2 separate regions of the Homo sapiens genome follow, and region 2 is linked to region 1. The links are chromatin loops, found by intact Hi-C in ENCODE. Cell type or tissue: GM12878. All regions are shown on one strand. Links, peaks and the distances in the headings refer to the core of each region. The heading gives the core; the rest is flanking DNA. Region 1 has its middle 120 kb from the start of ATL2. Region 2 overlaps CYP1B1-AS1 (CYP1B1 antisense RNA 1).

What was found. Peaks named below come from ENCODE experiments on the same cell type or tissue, not always from the same donor. Only the 100,000 strongest peaks of a DNase experiment are listed, where the experiment ranks them.
Region 2: it touches region 1 in a loop (5-fold over the local background); 5 of 110 quality-filtered maps call a loop at or near these places.

What each region holds. Positions count from the first base shown.
Region 1 is chr2:38,256,224-38,266,207 of GRCh38, reverse strand. No RefSeq gene overlaps it. Among named protein-coding and RNA genes, the nearest start is that of ATL2, 120 kb to the left of the region's middle. In GM12878, for the core only: a CTCF peak has its summit at 5,636; DNase peaks (open chromatin) are centred at 3,977, 5,174 and 5,557; H3K27ac peaks cover 4,698 bases.
Region 2 is chr2:38,180,075-38,190,058 of GRCh38, reverse strand. CYP1B1-AS1 (CYP1B1 antisense RNA 1) reads right to left here. Exons shown (of 3, transcript NR_027252.1): 3 at 8,204-9,770. LOC102723739 (a long non-coding RNA gene) reads left to right here. Exons shown (of 4, transcript XR_007086289.1): 3 at 1-3,109; 4 at 5,664-5,751. Among named protein-coding and RNA genes, the nearest start is that of CYP1B1-AS1, 54 kb to the right of the region's middle. In GM12878, for the core only: no CTCF peak of the experiment used is centred there; DNase peaks (open chromatin) are centred at 3,720 and 4,888; H3K4me3 peaks cover 229 bases; H3K27ac peaks cover 2,813 bases.

The sequences.
Region 1 (9,984 bases), core at 1,130-9,129:
ACTACCTCGGAGGCCTGGAATCACTAGCTCTTTCTATTTTTTAAGAGACACTGGAAATGTGAATTAGAAAAATTCAGTACAAAATTAATACAACATTTCTAAGAAACATAGGATGAAACAAACAAAACAGGATTTGGCTTGAAGATAAGTCAGTTTGTAAGTTCTGATCTACCTGTTCTTCTTTTAAAAAATCTCTTCCAGGCACTTCACCTTTGGCTTTTCTTCCTCAAACCCTATAACCCTAGTCTAACCAGGAGACAACATGAGACAAACCCAAATTGAGGGACATTCTACAAAATATCTGACTAGTATCCTTCAAAATTGTGAAGGTCATGATAAATGAGGAAAAACTAAAAAACTATCACAGCTCAGAGGAAATGAAAGAGACATGTTGACTAAATTCAATGTGGGATCCTGGATGAGATCCTGGAACATTAGTGGAAAAATTGATGAAATCTGAATCACGTCTGCAGTTTAATTGATGGTACTGTACCAATGTTCATTTCTTAGTTTTGACAAATGTAGCATAGTAATGAAAGATGTTAACACTAGTGGGAACTGGGTCAAAGGCATATGGGAACTCTCTGTACTATATTTGCAACTTTTCTGTACTTCTCAAATTATTCCAAAACAGAAAGTTTATTGAGAAGAAAAAGTCCCTTCCTAGCCTGAGATAACCTTTGGTTGTTATGGTTCTGAAAATGAAGCTAGGTTTCCAACGTCAAAACAAGTGCGATCTCATTGGTATCTTTCCTTCAACCTGTGAATATCCATAGCAGTGATCTATCAACTCTTTTGGTTCAAATGGTACCAAAGACTCTTATAATGGGCCTGTGGGCCCTCAGGTTCAGGCAGCTTTGGTCTCTCCCTTCCTATCAGTAAAGGATGGTCAATTTCTTGGCCTCACACACTACTACCCTCCCACTCTGACTGCCCTATGGGTTGCTGGAGTGAGTTTGAAATTCACAGAGTTAGGTGATGACATTGTGCCTAAGGATATGGTGGTTTGACCTGTTAGGCTGTGCAGCTGGATCATTTTCTAAGTGGCCTCAGGCTTTGTGTGGCAGGATCTGAGAAGAACCTCCTCTTTTCTAGGAAAACATTCCCAGTGTCAGGAAAATTTATGAGGCAGAAAGGGCTGAAGTGAGCTGTCAGAGGAAAGGAAGGGCCCATATGGTGGAGAGGAACCTTCACATATATTGTCATCTCTCCAGAGGAGTTAAGTTTCTCCAAATTTGTGGTCCCTCTAACTGCACAGGAATTAAATTACTCTGCAGGATTCCCAAGCAATTATCCCTCCTCACAAAGCAGAGCCTGTCCTTTCAGGACCCAATCAAGCGACCACAAATCAAAGATAGCTTGGACTTGTTCCACTAATAGCATGGAAAGCCTGCTGAAGTTGCTTGAAAAGAGAAGTGGTTCAGATATCTCTGGTCTCACAAGAAAAGCTTCTGTAATGTCAGATTATGGTTTCCAAATGGCTAGGTGGAGAGGGGCATCGCATTTCTCATAATGAGAAGTTATTTATTGCACCACAGAACCAACACTCTTCCCCTTGCTCACTTGCACAAGATAAGATGAAGAGTCCTTTCAAGTTGAATCCAGTCTCAAAAGAAAAGCAACACATGCACTCCCAGCTAATGTTTGGTTTTTAATTCTGGTGTGTAGGGAAGGAGTGTGGGGGCTCCCTCTGCGCGTGGCCTGAGGAGCTCTGCAGGGCTCTGTTGCCCCAGCCTCTAATGCTTGGAGCTGGACTCATTGTTCCTGTGTTAGAGTTTAGTGGAGGAGGCAAACATTAATTAGATCAGATACTATTTTAGAATATAGGCACTGCTCAAATGCTCCAGAACAGGCCTCAGAACAATGACAAAGGCCTTGAGGGGTTGCATTTGAGCTGGTTCTTGCAAGAGCAATAGAGAGAACTGGACAGGAGGACTAAATTCTTAGTTATGGAATTCAGTTACAGTTACTTTGATTCTGAAGTCAAAGGTACAATCTTTTTGGTTAAGGCATCTTTTCGGCTATAGGAGTTTCCAAGAGAGTCTCTATCAAAATATTAAGAACCTGTGCTGTTTGCCATCAATCTAACAGAAGCCCTTCTTTCTTCACGGAACTACTTCCTCCCGGTGTCCTTGCTGATGGCCCGGAAGGAGCTGCCAATCCCAGAACTCTGCATCCTGGCCATGGGGAGAACATGTGTCCATCCCTCTGGCTACAGTGATTGGTTCAGGGATGGGCACATGGCGGAATCTGGACCAATCAGAGGCTTTCCTAGGATTGTTTTAAAAGAAGTTGGTGGTGAGGGCTTTTTGGCTCAGGGAGTCTGGAGGGATGGGAATCTGGAGGGATGGGAATCTAGAGCTCCCAGAGGCTATGTTTGTGGTCACACAGAGAAAACTCATCTCTACTGGAGAGAATGAGAGAGGAGAGACAGAGAAAGAGGGATCATCATGGCACTGAGGCTGGATTCTAGTTACTGGGAGCCCAGGTATGTGTGTGGATGTTCCACTATCCTTCCAATAAAGCCCCATTTTAATTAAACTTATTTGTATTGGGCTTTGATATGGTTTGGATCCGTGTCTTCACTACATCTCATGTTGAGCTGTAATTCCCGTGCTGGAGGTGGGGCCTGGTGGGAGGTAATTGGATCATGGGGGCAGATGTCTCACGAATGGTTTGTCACCATCCCCTTGGTGCTGTTCTCATGATGGTGAGTGAGTTCTCGTGAGATCTGGCTGTTTAAAAGTGGGTGGCTCCTCCCCCACGTCCTTCTCTTGCTTCTGCTCCTGTCATGTGAGATGCCTACTCCCCTTTCACCTTCTGCCATGATTGGAAGCTTCCTGACGCCTCCCTGGAAGCAGATGCTACCATGCTTTCTGTACAGCCTGCAGAACCATAAGCCCATTAAACCTCTTTTCTTTATAAATTGCCCAGTCTCAGGTATTTCTTTATAGCAATGTGAGAACAAACTCATACAGGTTTCAGCCACTCTCAAGAAAGAATAATCTAACTGATGGACTCATCAATGTGCCTGTTTTCTCTGGTTTTCAGTAAACACCATTCCCAGATGGGCAAGAGAAGTTCTGCTGCTGGTCTGGCACTGCTGGCTTCAGAGGCACTGCTGTACCCATGTTTGGGCTCAGAGATGTCAGAGGCCTCTGCTTGTCAGGAATGAAAGGGAGCTAAGGCAGAAGAGTAAAATGATGAAAACATCATGGCCAGATAGAAGCAAAACCAGAGAGCAGAAGTGTGGATTGTTCTTTCTGGGTTTTTATAGGTTTTGCCTGTTTGACTTTCCAATAAGGTTCTTTTGAAGAAAGGGTTGGGCAGCTAAAACAGTTTTTTATTCACTGGCTTAGAAGACCATTAGTTGCCTCCCCCAGTCTAAAATCCTTTATTATTCCACTTTCTTGGTCACCTGGCCTTTGCTGTGTTCACGGGAGGGACTGGCTCAGGCCAAGAATGTGGAGGGGGAGGGGGCAGGGAGGTGATCATGTGGATTGGAAATGGGACTAAGCTTACACCGAAAACTCACAGTGGCCTCAATTCCGTGTCCCCACTTCTGCAGGCCCCTGCTGAGATAAGCCTGGGAATAAGTCAGCTCTGGCGGAGTTTCCGCCTCAGCTGGCCACCCGGTCCTCGCTCTCAGTCTTTGATGCTCCATTGCAGTCAGAAGGGTATGTGTGGGCATGCAGGTGGTCTGCGGGTCTCAGTCCAGCAGGAAAGCAGCTGTTTGCCAAGCACAGGTGCTCTGAGGCCTAGGGGATCTGAAGAGCCTGCTGTGAGTGTGGTCAGATGTCAGGTCAGAGGCAGAGGTGGGAAAAACAGAGGAGAAGCACGTGGGGAAGGAGAATAATGAGTTCCTTCATGACTCTAAAGGCTCTCAGAGTCTGATTTTCAATTATAAATAATCCCAGGATCTGTTCAGAGCTCAACAACAGCCCCTAGTGCCCTGCAGCTGGGCAGAGCAGTCCACGTGGCTTTTTGGATCTTACGTGTGTGACAGCCTCCCGGTTCACAGCCTTTTGAAGTTGATGGAAGAGGCGTTCTGGAAACACAACTGAAAGACGTTTGTCAAACTGAAATCAAAGTTACAACCACATTTGTTTTCTGGGTTTTTGTGCAGATATGTTAACAAGGAATGTTGTGCTTGCAGTGGAGAACATCTGTTTTAGACAGCAATTATTTACTGAGCATCTAATGTGTGCCGGCATACCAGTCCAGCACCAGGTATTTGGGTAGAAGAGGAGGCCTGGAGAAAGAGTCATTGTCCCTGATTTTCATTTTAGTGGGGGAGGCAAGCACTATGATACTATGCTAGAATACAGGCCCTGCCGAAGTGCTCCAGAACCAGCCTCAGAGCAATGAGGAAGGATTTGAGGGCTTGCATGTGAGTTGGCTCTCGCAAGAGCAGAACTGGACAGGAGGACTGAATTCTGAGTCCTGGCGACAAAATTCAGGAAGCAAATGAGAATCCAGAAGTCCAGCACATAAGAGCCAGTGGAAGGGAAGAATCCAGCCGAGGCAGAGGTCTGTGGGGAGGGCCGTGCGTGAGCGGGTGGATCCAGCAAGGCCCACAGATCAGCAAGGAAGCCAGAGAGTGGGACGTTTTTGGTAAAACCCGCTGCTGGTGATGGCCTGGAAAGATGTTTTCTGAGAAAGCTTGGGCAGCTTGAATGCTGGGAGAGGGTGTGGTGGTCCCTGGGGCAGGAGACCCTTCTTTCTGACTCTGTAACCACAGCCCCGGTCTGCTTCATCACTCCGTGGGCAGTGATGGTCTGTGCCCAAAACGCTGTGATTCGAAAAGAGATAATTTGCAGGCAACATGAAGAAGTCCCAAAAAAGACAGTATTAGAAGAAAATGTCCTTCAAGAGTTTTAATGTAGGTGGAGAGAAGGCAGGATGGAATTCAAAATCATGTTTTGAAAGGACATGGTGTCCTTTCAAAGCTCCAAGCGTTGCTTTGCTGTGCTCTGGGCATGCCTTGGGCTGGATGGGAAGAAAAGTGAAAATAAAGTGTGTGTGCATACATGCATGTGCACGTGTGTGTGTGTGTGTGTGTGTGTGGTGTTTTCTAAAATATCAGAGGACAGGATGTCTGACAAAAGACTCTTGTTAAATGTGTTGTTGAATTAAGTTGCCTTGGAAAGAATTTCTAAAAAAGCTTTCAGAATCAACACTTCTCAGTTTCTCAGCAAGGATTTTGCCAGAGCAATAGAAAAAGACATTACATTGTTCCCAATTCAGTTCTAGCACTCTCTTTTTTTCCTTGCATACTGTCTTCACAGGAAGGAAAAAGTTGTCTAAGGGAGGAAGACTCAGGGCGTTGCATCGGGACTCCCCGTTCTCCTCTAAATCCTACCTCTTACGATTCTTTTCAACTCTTTTTCCAAACTTTTAAAGGCTTTGTGGACTTCTTAGAAACCGAAAGTTCCCAAGAATAGAATACGTGTCCACTGGAAGTCCCCGTAGGTGCCCAGGGCTGGCGGGACTCTCTTGGTGGTGTAGGACCTTGCTTGGATGTTGAATGTGTGGGAAGGACACCCACAGGGGGAAACCCAGGATGGTGGACGTGGGGCCAAAATATGCAGCAGCTGCAAAGGATCTGGGTACTTGGCTCTACTGCCCTCTAATGTGAGAGAAGCCCAGATCAACACGGGAGGGAGTGGGCGTTAGACAACCTGCAAAGAGACAGATCTGAGAGGTGCGGCTCCCCGTGGACTTAGTGTCTTTCAGTGAAACCACCGTTCACTCCTGAAGATCTGAAGATGGAGGAAGTTTTTCCCATCCTACTCTCCCCTTTTAATTTCCTAAGCAAAATATCATTTCATCTTTCTCAGTCCATCTTTTGTGTCTGATGAATGGATTGAGCTAGATAATCTCTAAGGTCTTTCCAGCACTAACCTCCTATGCAAGGTTGGCTGCATAATTTGCAGGGCCTGAAAATGCAAGGCCCTCCTTCGAAAATCAAGGAAAAATGATGTGAAAATTACTAAAACATAAAATTCCTTCCTTTCCTCTGTACTTTCCCTCTCGACTTGTCATGAAGTTTTTAAAATTTATTGTTGTTCTAAGAAAAGAAAAATTAAAATTTAATGATATTAGCATAAAATGGCAATTTTAAATGTAAATAGAAGAACATTTAAATTTTACGCAGAATCACTAAAATTATACAATTTATATTTCTCAGTTTGTACATTCATATATATTTTGTGTTTGCCAGAACAATGGAAATGCTATACAAAATGAGCTCAGATTGTTTTCATTTCATTTTTTTGTATGAGGACTTTCTACCAACAGTCTGTACCTTTGACTTACTGATGAGTAAAGAAAAACTGAGCTGGGTGCACAGGCTCACACCTGTAATCCCAGTGCTTTGGGAGGCTGAGAGGGGAGGATCACTTGAGGCCAGGAATTTGAGACAACCCTGGGCAACATAGTGAGACCCTATCTCCACAAAAAAATTAAAAATTAGCTTGGCGTGGTGGTGCAGGCCTGTAGTCTTAGCTACCCTGGAGGCTGAGCTGGGAGGATCGCTTGATCTCAGGAGTTCAAGACTGAGAGCCATGATTGCAACACTGCACTCCATCCTGGGCAACAGAGCAAGACCCTCTCTCTTTTTTGAAAGAAAAGGAAAGGAAAAAGAACAACTGAAGGGAAAAGGAACTATGAGTTGCCCCATTTCCCCCTGTCCTTCTGTGTCACCATTTTCACCGTAATTGGTTGGCTAATACAGGAAAATCACATGAGTAAGAAAGCAAAAAGCTGATACAGGAAAAAAAATCAACTGTTTCTGTAAAAAGTAATAAAAAAGGAGCCATCACAGGATCTTTAATATACAAAGATGTTACAAGAAGAAAGAAGGAAAGTAGTAGGAAAAACAAATATCAAATGAAGTGCAGACTCTAGAAGAATGTTGCAGCCCATGTCATAAAACTATGACATTAAAAAAGAATGAGGCCGGGCATGGTGGCACATGCCTGTAATCCCAGCACTTCGGGAGGCTGAGGTGGATGGATTGCTTGAGGACAGGAGCTCCAGACCAACCTGACCAACATGGTGAAACTCCATCTCTACTAAAAATACAAAAAATTAGCCAGGCATGGTAGTAGGCACCTATAATCCCAGCTACGTGGGAGACTGAGGCAGGAGAAGCGCTTGAACCTGGGAGGTGGAGCTTGCAGTAAACCAAGATTGTGCCACTGCACTCCAGCTTGGGCAACAGAGTGATACTCCATCTCAAAAAGAAAAAAAAAAAAAAAAAAGGCCATACCACTTACCTGTTAAAATGGCCAAAATCCAAATCCAAAACACTGCCAACACCAAATACTGGCAAGGATATGGAGCAATAGGAACTCTCATTCATTGCTGGTGGGAATGCAAAACGGTAGAGCCACTTTGCAAAGCAGTTTGGTAGTTTCTTACAAAACTAAACATACCCTTACCATACGATCCAGCAATCATGTTCCTTGGTATTTACCCAAATGAACAAAAACTTGCACACAAATGTTTAGAGCAGCTTTATTTATAACTGTAAAACATGGAAGCAACCAAGATATGCTTCAGCAGGTGAATGGATAAATAAACTGTGGTACATTTAGACAATGGAATATTAATTAGTGCTAAAAAGAAATGAACGATCAAGTCATGGAAAGACACGGAGGAACCTTAAATGCGTATTACTAAGTGAAAGAAGCCGATCTGAAAAGGCTTCATATGATACCAACTATATGACATTCTAGACAAGACAAAACTATGGAGACAGTAGTAAGATCTGTGGTGGTCAGGGGTTTGGGGGAGGGAGGGCTGAAATGGCGGGGCACAGAGGATTTTTAGGGCAGTGAAACTACTCTCTATGATAGTATAATGGTAGATACATGCCATATATCTGTCCAAATCCATAGAATGTACAACTCCAAAAGTGAAGCCTAATGTAAACTATGGCTTTGGGTGATATTGATTTGTCATTGTAGGCTCATCATTTATAACACGTGTATCCCTCTTGTGGGGGATGTTGATAGTGGGGTGGGGGCTATATGCACATGCAGTCAGGGAGTATATATGAATACTGTATTTTCTGCTCAATTTTGTTGTGGACCTAAAACTGCTCTAAAAAATAAAGTCTATTTAAAAAAAAAATATGACTGGGCACAGTGGCTCGTAATCCCAGCACTTTGGGAGGCCAAGGTGGGTGGATCATTTAAGCCCAGGAGTTCAAGAGCTACCTGGGCAACATGGCGAAACTCTGTCTGTATTAAAAGTACAAAAAAATTAGCTGGGCATGGAGGTGCATGCCTGTAGTCCCAGCTACTCCGGAGGCTGTGGTGGGAGGATCTCTCTCTCTCTCTCTCTCTCTGTCTCTCTCTCTCTCTCTCTCTTTTTTTTTTTTTTTTTTTTTAAGGCAGAGTCTCAGTCTGTGGCCCAGGCTGGAGTGCAGTGGCACAATCTCAGCTCACCGCAACCTCCGCCTCCTGGGTTCAAGTGATTCTCCTGCCTCAGCCTCCCGAGTAGCTGGGGCTACAGGCATGCCACCACGCCTGGCTAATTTTTGTATTTTTAGTAGAGACAGGGTTTTGCCATGTTGGCCAGGCTGGTCTCAAACTCCTGACCTCAGGTGATCTACTGGCCTCAGCCTCCCAAAGTGCTGGGATTACAGGCGTGAGCCACCGCACCTGGCGGATCTCTTGAGCCTGGGAGATGAAGGTTGCAGTCAGCCACGATCATGCTACTGCAATCCAGCCTGGGCCACAGAGTGAGACCTTGTCAAAAAAAAAAAAAAAAAAAAAAAAAAGACAAATATTTTAGAATTAATTTTAAAAGTAATTAAACCAAGGACCCAAAGCAAAGAGACAAAAAGATCAGGGAGAGATGTATTGAATTAAAAGTTGCTAATATATAAATAGGGATAATATAATTTACCAAATAAGTTTCAAGGGATGATAACATATCTATATGGACCAATTACATTAGAAGAAAGCGAGAAAGCTGTCAAACATCTATCATCCCCAACAAGCACAGAGCCTAGAATTTAAAACAAAAACAAAAACAGACCCTATAATTGAAATTAGGGCTCTGTTGGAAGGAACATGAAGGAAAACTGACACTGTTGATTGTAGAGGGTATACATGAGAAATCTGAGCAAAACAAAAAAGGATTTCAAAGGCTAGGAGACACTATTAGCCTGTGTACTCTTAGAACAGACTCTTACCTTTTACCTTCCATAAAATGAGTTTTATCCTTCTACAAATTGAGGTATAGATTTTTAAAAATAGTCTCATTTATAGTACTATATTATCTTAAGGATTTGAAGTATAAAAAGTAAAGGCATGCTTATTTGAAAAAGGCAAAACTTCTAAAAAGTAAAAAGCAAATACTTTAAAAACAAAAAGACAAAAATTTGAGAGTGAAAAAGAAAAAGGTTGAAAGAAAATGATGGAATGGGAAGACAGGGAAAGGAAATATGAATAAGTGAAGGACCAAGAGAAAAATTATGAAATGAATGGGACAGAACACAAATTTATTGATATAATTCAACACAACTTCCTGCAATAAGCGACTTGAATGTGCTTAATGGAAAAGTAAACAGGGTCTCAGAGAAAATTGACCAAGAATGATCGACATGAAGACAGATCTTAATAAATATACTGCAATTCAACTCTATTTAAAGACTCCTGGGAGCATTGTCTGAGTTCATAATCGTAACCTCTATGTTCTTTCTGTTTGGCATTTTGCCATTCTTTTATAGTCAACCTTCCTAAAATTTTAAACATTTTAGTTATTTTCTTAGAAACAAAATGAACAATAGATGGAATTAGATTTTGTTTTGTGAGATTGTCTACAAGTCTTTTTCTTCAATTTATACAAGCAATAAGTCTGTTATTTTATGTTGTGTTTTTGTTTTGACCACTTCCGTAAATATTTCACTGTATAGACTCTTTGCTATGTTTTATCATCCAGGCAATAAGATCAAGTCATGTATAAAGC
Region 2 (9,984 bases), core at 643-8,642, 76 kb after region 1:
CACGAGATCAGGAGATCGAGACCATCCTGGCTAACATGGTGAAACCCCATCTCTACTAAAAATACAAAAAATTGGCCGGGTGTGGTGGCGGGCACCAGTAGTCCCAGCTACTCAGGAGGCTGAGGCAGGAGAATGGCGTGAACCCAGGAGGCGGAGCTTGCAGTGAGCCAAGATCGTGCCACTACACTCCAGCCTGGGTGACAGAGCGAGACTCCACCTCAAAATAAAATAAAATAAAAATAAAAGTCATAAACTTGCTATGGAAAAAACAGAAGGAGATTTAGCCAAACAATGTGTAATAGACATTTGTTGGTTGATGCTGTAGCTTCTGTTATTTTCTTCCTAGCAGCCCTCATTGGAGTTTGGGAATCCATTTGGCTCTATGGAATCTGATTCTACCTGGGGCTCCAGGGGTGGAACATGTGACCCAGACCAGCACATTTGGCTCCCCAGCCATGTGGTTGGCCATGGGTGGACATATGACCAAGCAAATCCAATTAGAGTGAATCCCAGGACTTTTGCTTGGAATTCTAGAACAAAAACCTTCTTTCTTTCCTGCTGGATGTAAATGAGAAAGCACACAGCTCAGGGACCTCTTGGTGAACATCTTGGAACTATGAACAATATTGGGCAGAGATTAGACAAAAGGAAACTAGGTGCTCAGTGAAAATGTTGAGCTGTTGGACCATGCCTCAACTGAAACCTCTGGACTTTACACTTGTAAGAGCCAATAAATTCCTTTACTTATTCAAGTCAAATTGGGTTGGGTTCTCCATCACTCGCAATCAAAAGATTTCTAGCTTAGGCACAGGACCATTGAATAATGATCATAGGCATAGAAACAAGAGACCAAAGACTGGGTACTAGTGTCTGCTCCATGCCAACTAACTAAGACCTTCAACGGGTCTTTATCCTCTCCTCTGTGGGCCTCAGTCTCTAATATACAGAAAGGAAGTATAAAATTGGGCTTGGTGCCTTCTGAGATGTTTTAGATTTAAGAATCTCTGAGTTCAACCCTCATCTTGATCCATTGCAAACCAGCTCTCCGTTTGCCATTTCTGTCAATGGCCCATCACACTCCCAGCCTCTGGATAGAAACTTCGAAGTTGTCACTGTATCCAACTCCAACTCCATCTCTCCTCACCAACTCCAACTCCAACTCCTCTCTCCTCATTATCTCCTATATCTGCTCCGTTACCAAGGCTTGTCAGTTCTTCTTTCTAAATATCCCTTTTAATCTTTCCCTCCTTCCCATTCTTGTGAACATTATTCATGTCCAGGCCTTCATCCACTTGCTACATCTCCCTACAGTTCCTAATCCCTTGAATCCATCTTCCTCATTCCTGCCAAATTAATATCTTCAAACAGACTTTTAAAAATTACAGGAGCCCCACGATGGAAAAATAAAGTCTATACTGCTCAGGAGGCCTTCTGTGTGCTCCATTCATTGCAGCCATCCTGGCTTTTTAACATGGGTTACTTTTATAGCCTTGATTGAAACACAGAAAGAGGACTGTTTTTGTTTGTTTGTTTGTTTTTGAGGGTATTTGGAAAGGACTTTTTCAGGAAGTACTGGAGGCTTATATAGTAAATCTGTTGTTGCTGGGCCCAAGTTGTAAGGGAATACATGTTGGTGAATGAAGCATGGCAGCCTCAGAGCTAACAACCTAGGGCCCCATGAGCACTGCATCTTCTACAAACTCCCTCAGATGAGTGTGCCCTGGAAAGTGTGTGGCACTTTTAGGTGTTAAATACACTTAATAAAGCAAGATATATCTTATATGTGGTTGACTGTGAAACGATGGGCATTTTAAACATTTGTGACTTTAACATAACCAAAACAGATATTGGTTAATGTCTAACTGCTATTCTTTTTAAAGCGTATATTAATGTATCAAGTATATATTTTACTAGGACACTCTGTAGTAGGTAGCCATGAAAAAAGTGACTGTTGACTTATTATCTTCTTGGAGTTATTGCTGGATTAAGAGGAGACATTCTCTGTTTTTTTTCTTTTCTTATTTTTAATAACAGAAACTCTGGCCCATGAAGGCCTGTGTGCTCTGAGAGAATGTGCTGAGCCGGCCTTGTTTTTCTCCTGTTTCCCGTGACAGGGCGCTCCTCCCCACAGGACTTGCCAAGTCCTCATGCACGTTGAGTCAACATTTTGGATATGAGCTCATTACATGGGAAAAAGAGTTTAAACACCAGCTCAACATGCAAGTGTACTATGGGCTCTTTCCTGTCAATGTTTCAGTTCAAATTTCCTGAAGCTTGGAAAATTGCATGTATTCGTACAATATCTCAGCATTCTCCCTCTGGCCTGAAGTGAGGCAGTTGGCTTCCTGCTGTAGACTAAACAAATGAATAAAAGATTCATGCCATGTATATAGTGTATCTACAGCTTTAGGCATTGTCTATTTTACTGACTGCCTTGTGGGTGTACTTATGTGTACAATGGCCCATTGTGCTAATCCAGTGGTCAGAATAAGAATTAACATTCTTGAAAACCACTTCAGCTGGTCAATTTTGATTTCAGCTAGCAATCAAGTCAATTTGAACATCTAAAAGAACTAGATATAGTTATTTTCTTTATATTCATGGGGGAAGGAGGGGATCTAGAAGTGAATTAAGCTTCTTTGAGGAATTAGGGTCAGGAAAAAACAGGTAAGAGATGAGAAGAAGATAAGAATGACCCTAAAACTTAAAGTATAATTAAAAAAAAAAAAAAAGAATGACTTGGGAAGAGAGATTGGGAGATAAATGGTGAATGGGGGTAAAGATGGAACTTAATCTTCACTTCATTGTCATGTCACAGACCAGACATTAGTACCCACTGAGTACTCCCTTATTCTTCTCTCTGGGGGAATATTTAGCCCAGAATGTCGTGAGTACCCCAGGCAGATGTTCATTATCTAATTGGTGCTTGAATAACTGAATTTGACTTTTTGTGTGTGTTGCCCTAACCTGAATCCCTTAGACACTGATAGTAGAACTGTGGAGAAGTATCCCTGGAGATGACCCACAATCTCAAGAAGGCTGAAGAGGAGAGGAAGAGAATGGATAAATCGAAACAAGTGTTTAGATGATCAAGGCCTTATAAGCCATAGTAAGTTTAACAGTAAATAATACATAGAGGGAAATTTCTTCCTCTGAGTCATATGTGTTTATCAGTTTTCTATAGATGTTGATTGCTTTTGCCATATATAAAATTTTATGCTTTTATGAGACTTTTCTTAAAAATATCTCTTGGTCGGCTGGGCACGGTGGCTCATGCCTGTAATCCCAGCACTTTGGGAGGCCAAAGCAGGTGGATCATGAAGTCAGGAGATCGAGATCATCCTGCCTAACACGGTGAAACACCCCATCTCTACTAAAAATACAAAAAAATTAGCCAGGCGTGGTGGTGGGCGCCTGTAGTCCCAGCTACTCAGGAGACTGAGGCAGGAGAATGGCGTGAACCCAGGAGGTAGAGCTTATAGTGAGCTGAGATCGCGCCACTGCACTCCAGCCTGGCAACAGAGCGAGACTATCTCAAAAAAAAAAAAAAAAAAAAAAAAAAACCTCTTGGTCAAAGTTGAACAAGTAATGAGTTGAATTTGGGGGGTAAAGAGTGGTTACCCTTCAGAAGGCAGATGTGAACTCAGTAAAATGTAGATTCACAGGTGAAGAGTTTCTGAACATGTGGGACTCCTGGATTATAGTATATGTCTTTCTTTTTCTCTTTACTTCCTCTTTCAACTTTCCAGTTTTCAATTGAGAAAAAAGCTTATCTTTTTGTGTGTGTGTGACTCTGAAGCAATGTTTACCACCAAGGGTAGAGGCAAGAGGTACACTGTCTTCTAAATAACTTGGGATTTTCCCAGATAACCCAAGGTGTGGGGCTCTTTGGGACCCTACCTGGCTGACGCCTTTTTGGATGCCTGCTGATGGGTTGAGTTTCTTCCTAGGTGATGGGGCATGCCTGGCATGGAAGGGACTTTAAATTCCCTGATGGTTATGCCCAGTGTGGTAGGAGAGAATTAGAATCCATGTCCTGATAGAAGAGACTTTCTACACTGAACTTCCCACCCCCTCAGATCTTGTCTTTCTTCCAAATCACATTTGTAATATCCCTACACACCTCAGAGGCATTTATCTTTTTATCCAGCCCTACGTCATCTTGCTAGATAGACATTTGCTCTTTTTTTCCCTCCTCTCCAAAAAGGAAAGGAGAAACAAACAGCCACTATTAGATGAACAGACCTCTTTCTGTCTTGTTTTATGGTTTTGTAAATCATAGTAAAACCTCACTTATTCAGATTTACAGGTTGAAGGGCAGTTCAGGTTCATGAATAATCTCAAACATTGAAAATTATAAAAATAATGTATTGTTAAAACTGGTATGTATATATAATGGCATGAACTAGTGGCTGAGAAAGTGGCCTCACTACTCCCAGGTCAAGGTTCTTGCAGGCTTGCTCTAATGAATTGAGAAACGCCATTTGTATTTAGTGTGTTTCTTGTTGGTTTGCAAATATTTACTGCTAAGATGTTTGAAAACAGCTTATCCTCTTGAGTAGTATCCAATTCATGATTTTTATCCAATTCATGATTAACACATTATTCAGGACTGGATGAATCAGACCTTAGCCTGGATTTCCTATGGGAAGTTGCTAAAACTCCACGGAGGAATACTCAGGAGAAGGAGCAAAGCTGAGTCAAGCCACTCAACAAATGTTTGTTGAGTCTTTCCCTTTGTGCCCAAAGAGGACTGGATGTGGTAAACTGGGGTAACATAAGTATAGCAGCTAAAAGCAAAACCAACCAAACAAAAAATACCCACACATTTTACAAATCACACTTTGGCCACAAGCACCTCTTCACCCCACACATCTCTTAGCCAAATGGCCAAGAAAAAGTAAAGTAAAATGATTTGAGTTTTACTTCCTCTCTCTTATTCTGTCCAAATGCTGGGGATCAGAGGATAGACAAGAGGAGGGAGTGAGAAGAGAAACAAAATTTGAATAACCACAGAAACAATTGGCTTTTGGGTGAATTCTAAAGCAGACCACAGGAAAAGGAAACCATTAAAATATTTTTGTTTTATCCCTCTTTCTCTCTCTCTGTGTGTGAACCTTAATTTGAATCTCACTTTTTTCAAATACCATCTAGTTTCTCTTGGCATGCATCTCCCTGCTCATAATTCCCTCCACATCTTGAATGAACTTCATGTTCACCTCTTTGAACATTATTTTCATTTGAAGTTCAATGCTTTTCTCTCGACTTGGCTAAAATTGCTACTGCTCATGAATTTATGTCCTATACTCCAGCTTCCAATTTTTTGCCAGGCTGTGAGAAGTCAGTTATAACTTACAGATTCTGAACTACAGTCTTCCCTACCGTCTTACTTCTCTTTCTCATAGTTCAAGTTTTGGTCTATTCCTCTTACCCACTCTCTCTCTGGGCACACTGATACGGTTTGGCTGTGTCCCCACCCAAATCTCATCTTGAATTGTAGCTCCCTTAATTTCCACGTGTTGTGGGAGGGACCTGGTGGGAGATAGGTGAATCATGGGGACAGTTTTCCCATACTGTTCTCATGGTAGTGAATAAGTCTCATGAGATCTGATGGTTTTATAAGGCAAAACCCCTTTCACTTGGCTCTTATTCTGTCTTCTCAGCCGCCATGTAAGACGTGCCATTCACCTTCCACCATGATTGTGAGGCTTCCCCTGCCATGTGGAACTGTGAGTCCATTAAACCTCTTTTTCTTTATAAATTACCCAGTTTCAGGTATGTCTTTATCGGCAGCATGAAAATGGACTAGTTATACACGAAGGCTTTTTATTGACTGTCCCTCTCTGAAAAGTACTCTGACCCAAAGGTGCCCCTATGCTCATCCAAAACCAGTGAAGTGAGAGAAATGAAGGTAAAGCGTCATTCAATATGGTACCATTTTTAGATGAGGACATGAGATCCTGACTTATCCATAGAAAGTCAGTGTCATGCCAAACCAAACAGAGACTGTGGCTGCTGTAAATAGCTTTCCGCGTAAAGGAACTGTGGACAGAGAAAAATAAAGAAGGTAAACTCTTTATACCACCCTTCTCTCCTATCTCCTTGCTACTGCTCTTCCCTGCTGGTCAGGGTCTCTGGGGGTTTTGATGGGCACAACTGTCATTTCTGCTGTTGAGAATACAACACAAGAAGCAGCCCCCTTTGTTAATTTTGGTATCAGGATCAAGAATATTTTCCCGATGAATTCCTGTTTTCCTAGGAATTGCTTGAGAGCTGGGAGGCTGTGGTGGTGTCAACCAGTGATTCAATGAGATGCTAGGGCCCCAATCTCTAACAGCTTCTCTTAAAATCACTCACAGCAGGCTGTGTGTGGTTCTCGGGCCTGTAATCCCAGTGCTTTGGGAGGTCAAGTTGGGAGGACCGTTTGAGGCCAGGAGTTCAAGACCAACCTGGGGAACACAGTGAGACCCCCATCCCTACAAAAAATTTAAAAATCAGCAACATGTGGTTGTGCACCTGGAGCCCCAGCTACTTGGGAGGCTGAGGTGGGAGGGTCACTTGAGCCCAGGAATTCGAGGCTGCAGTGAGCTATGATCACCATTGCACTCCAGCCTGGGTGACAGATTGAGACCCTGTCTCTAAAAATAAAATAAAACATCACTCACAGCAAGCATGTAGCAAAGCATGTGGTTAACATTACCATATAAACATACACATGTAATAATTGGGAAAGCATGTGATTAAAATTATCATATAAGCCTACATTTTAAAAAGAATTGGCAAGGTATGTGTTTAAACTGCATCGCGCCATCATTTGTAGAAGGAAGATGCTAAGAAAGTGCTGTACTTTGGCACTGGGAAAATGCATTGTTTGAAAGGGGGAGATATTCTAGATTTGATTTTACTAAGTTTGTTTAAGAAACTGTCTACATGGATTTGTATTGGTGGTTTTGGCTGAGGGGCCGCTGGCAGATCATATCCACCACCTAAACACAGCTTCAGTGGAGTGGCTGGTTACCTCCTTGTGCTCCTCTCTCATTGCCTTCTCAAGCCCCTCTTAGTTAACCATTCCCAGGCTCCCACTGATTGCCGGTGAGGTGCACAGGTGGATGCATCAGAACTGTGGGACTCAGAACTCAGAGCAGAGAAGGATTCTGGGATCTGTGGAGTCTGAAAACTCAGGAGTCGGCCTTCATCTTTGCTCCTGCTGCTGCTACTAGCTGACATTTATTTGATATTTTCCATCTGCTGGGAACTTTATATACTTTTCATCTGTAGTCCTTCCAACAGCCTTGAAAGGGAGATTTTCTTCTATTTTGTTGAGCTAAACTGGAGGGTCAGACAAGTTAAAACATACTTAATGTGGCATAGCTAGTTAGCAGCAGAGATCCCACAGAGATGTCTGACCACATACCTGACCCCTTTCTCCGCACCCACGTCTCCTCAATGATGGTGGACTGACCTGGAGAACATAGAAACCACTGCAATCATGAGATGACTATGACCAATTTTACCCTTATTTGATGTACAATTCCATCTGATTATTCAGAGATAAACTCTCATTTCCCTTTGCAGGCACACAGGGGCATCCCTGCAGCCCAAAACAACACTGCAAACTCCTATCCAATTTCCTGTCTCTATATCTTTTAGAGTAATTATGGCTAGGTTTTCCCATTGGTATTTATGCTTTGTTGATTTTTCTACAGATGCGTTGGGGGCACATGTCCAAATTAAATATCGTTTTATTATTTCCTGCCTCTTACTTTAATTTCTCTTTGTCCTTTACTCTCCATGGGGTTTGTATTATATTCCAGTTGTATCTTACACGGTTAGGCTGTAGGCTATTAGCTACACTTCCATATCACTAGACAAGCTCAAGGCATTCAATTCTACCTGTTATTTAATTTTGGACTCTTAGAAATTAGACCTTGATCATAAGTAATGCTTGGAGTCAACCGCTGAAGACCACCTCTTACTTTCAACTTGAACACTCAATTCACCACTCTCCCCAGCCCTCCAGGCAGCAGGCTGGGTGTAATTGTCTATAGCTCATAAATAAGAAAGTCAAGGCCAGCAAGGTTGTGAGGCTTGCCCAGGCTCACGCAGTGATTATAACCATGAGCAGCACTAAAAGCTTTTGACTTTATAAAAGATCAAAACCATTCATGCCCCAAATACATTTTATATAAAAATGATTGACAACTTTTTTATTAAACTGCACTTTATTAGTTGGCATAAAACAGCTTTCAGGCTTTTAAGTGAGTTATGGTCACCTTGGAATGGCTCTGGGTAAAATGCTGACATCGGTGAAGTATGTTTTCAGCTTCTGGGGCTCCTACTTTCATTCCTTACCCTGGGATTGGTCCCCACCTCCGTATTCCCCTGGTAGAGCAGAGTCTCCAGCTGCTCCTACCCTCCCCCTGCCAACCCCACCTTCTGGGTCCCAACTTGGAAACTCTGGCCTCTTGATGCTCCTCAAATCACAGCCTGACTATGGGGGTCCTTTGCCGCTCAAGTCAAAGGTCCAGCTTTTGGTGGATTTCTCAGTCTGGGGCATCTAAGCTCAAAGTTCTTTTAACAGAGAACAAAGCTTTTCATTCCTCAATCAGAGCTAAGATGCAAGCATGTGCTTGGGAGAGGTGACACTTTGATTTAGAGCCACACGAAAAGGTAAGTGACTGATGTCATATCTGCTCTTAAGCTGGTTTTAATGAGCATGGAGAAGGGAGGGCAAGGGCATGAGTATCTGAGGGGGCTGGTACAGAATGGATGTCCCTGAGAGAGTGGAGGAGGGACCTGGGAAGCAGCTTGGGAATGCTCATCTCAGGGCTACTGGCAATGAATGGGCTTAAAAATGCTGCTGACTTCACAACTGCACTGAGTGTGGCCTCCCCACCATGGGCTACCACTTTTCACTTTGATCCTTCTTCCCAAGAATTCTTGGCGTCAGTGTAAACAAATCAAGTCAATTATTTATCACCTGAAAGGGTGTGGGGAAATAGTGAAAATTAGTGCATCCCTTTGAAAAAACCTTGGCCTAGTAATTTAGGCCAAGAGTCATAAAAATGTTCATGCCCTTCGAATCAGTAATCTTTCTTCTGGGAATCTAGCCTAAGGAAAGGATGCCAAATAGAGCAAATGGTATGTAATCTGTTGCACAGTGTAGGGGTACAAATACTAACCTGTTTCCTAGTTAGTCGCTTGAACTTCCAATGCCCTATTAGTAGGAAGTCTAATGATGACTTTTGAGGTTCTGTTCCAACCCTACCTCTGTTGGTCAAGAATACTGGGAGTTTATTTAGTCCAAAGAGGGTCAGAGAAAGAAGATAATGAGATTCATCCACAGCAGATCTCCCAGTTTCCATTTCTATTGCTTCTGCTGCTAGCACCTGCTTCACTACTGAACATGGGCCTGGGCATCCATGGCCACTGGCATACTGGTCACTGCTAGATCCAGCACAGGCTACAAGAGTCCTTTGAAGCCTCAAGCTCAGCTTATTAACAGCCTCCATATGCCAGCTGTGAGGCCTGTGTGGCCATGTTCAGTTGTTCTTCCTAGAGCAAGAACGCTGTGCCAGAGTGGCTGGATCCAGAGTGGCTTCCAGCCTTGGCTGCATAGTGAGTGCAACCATGCCGCATGTTTCATCTGCATCACAGCTGGATACTGTCTTTCTTCATCAGTCTTTGTCTCCAGGGCCATTATCTTTCTCAGCGATGGGATCTCGGGTGGTCATACCAGTACACCCCTCTCAGGTTTCTCTAACTTTGAACTGTGGGAGGAAGCTTTGAATATTAGTTTCTTCTCTCCTATGGCCTTGCTCTTTAGACAACTTAACCATCTCCTTTTAGTCATCAACTTTGCACTATGATGGCTCTCATCAAAGACAATTTTGTGACAATTTTGATAGAATTCTACTTTACCTGAACACCAGAATAATAGACACTTATTTCTCTATTGTTGCATAACTAAGGCAATCACTCAGT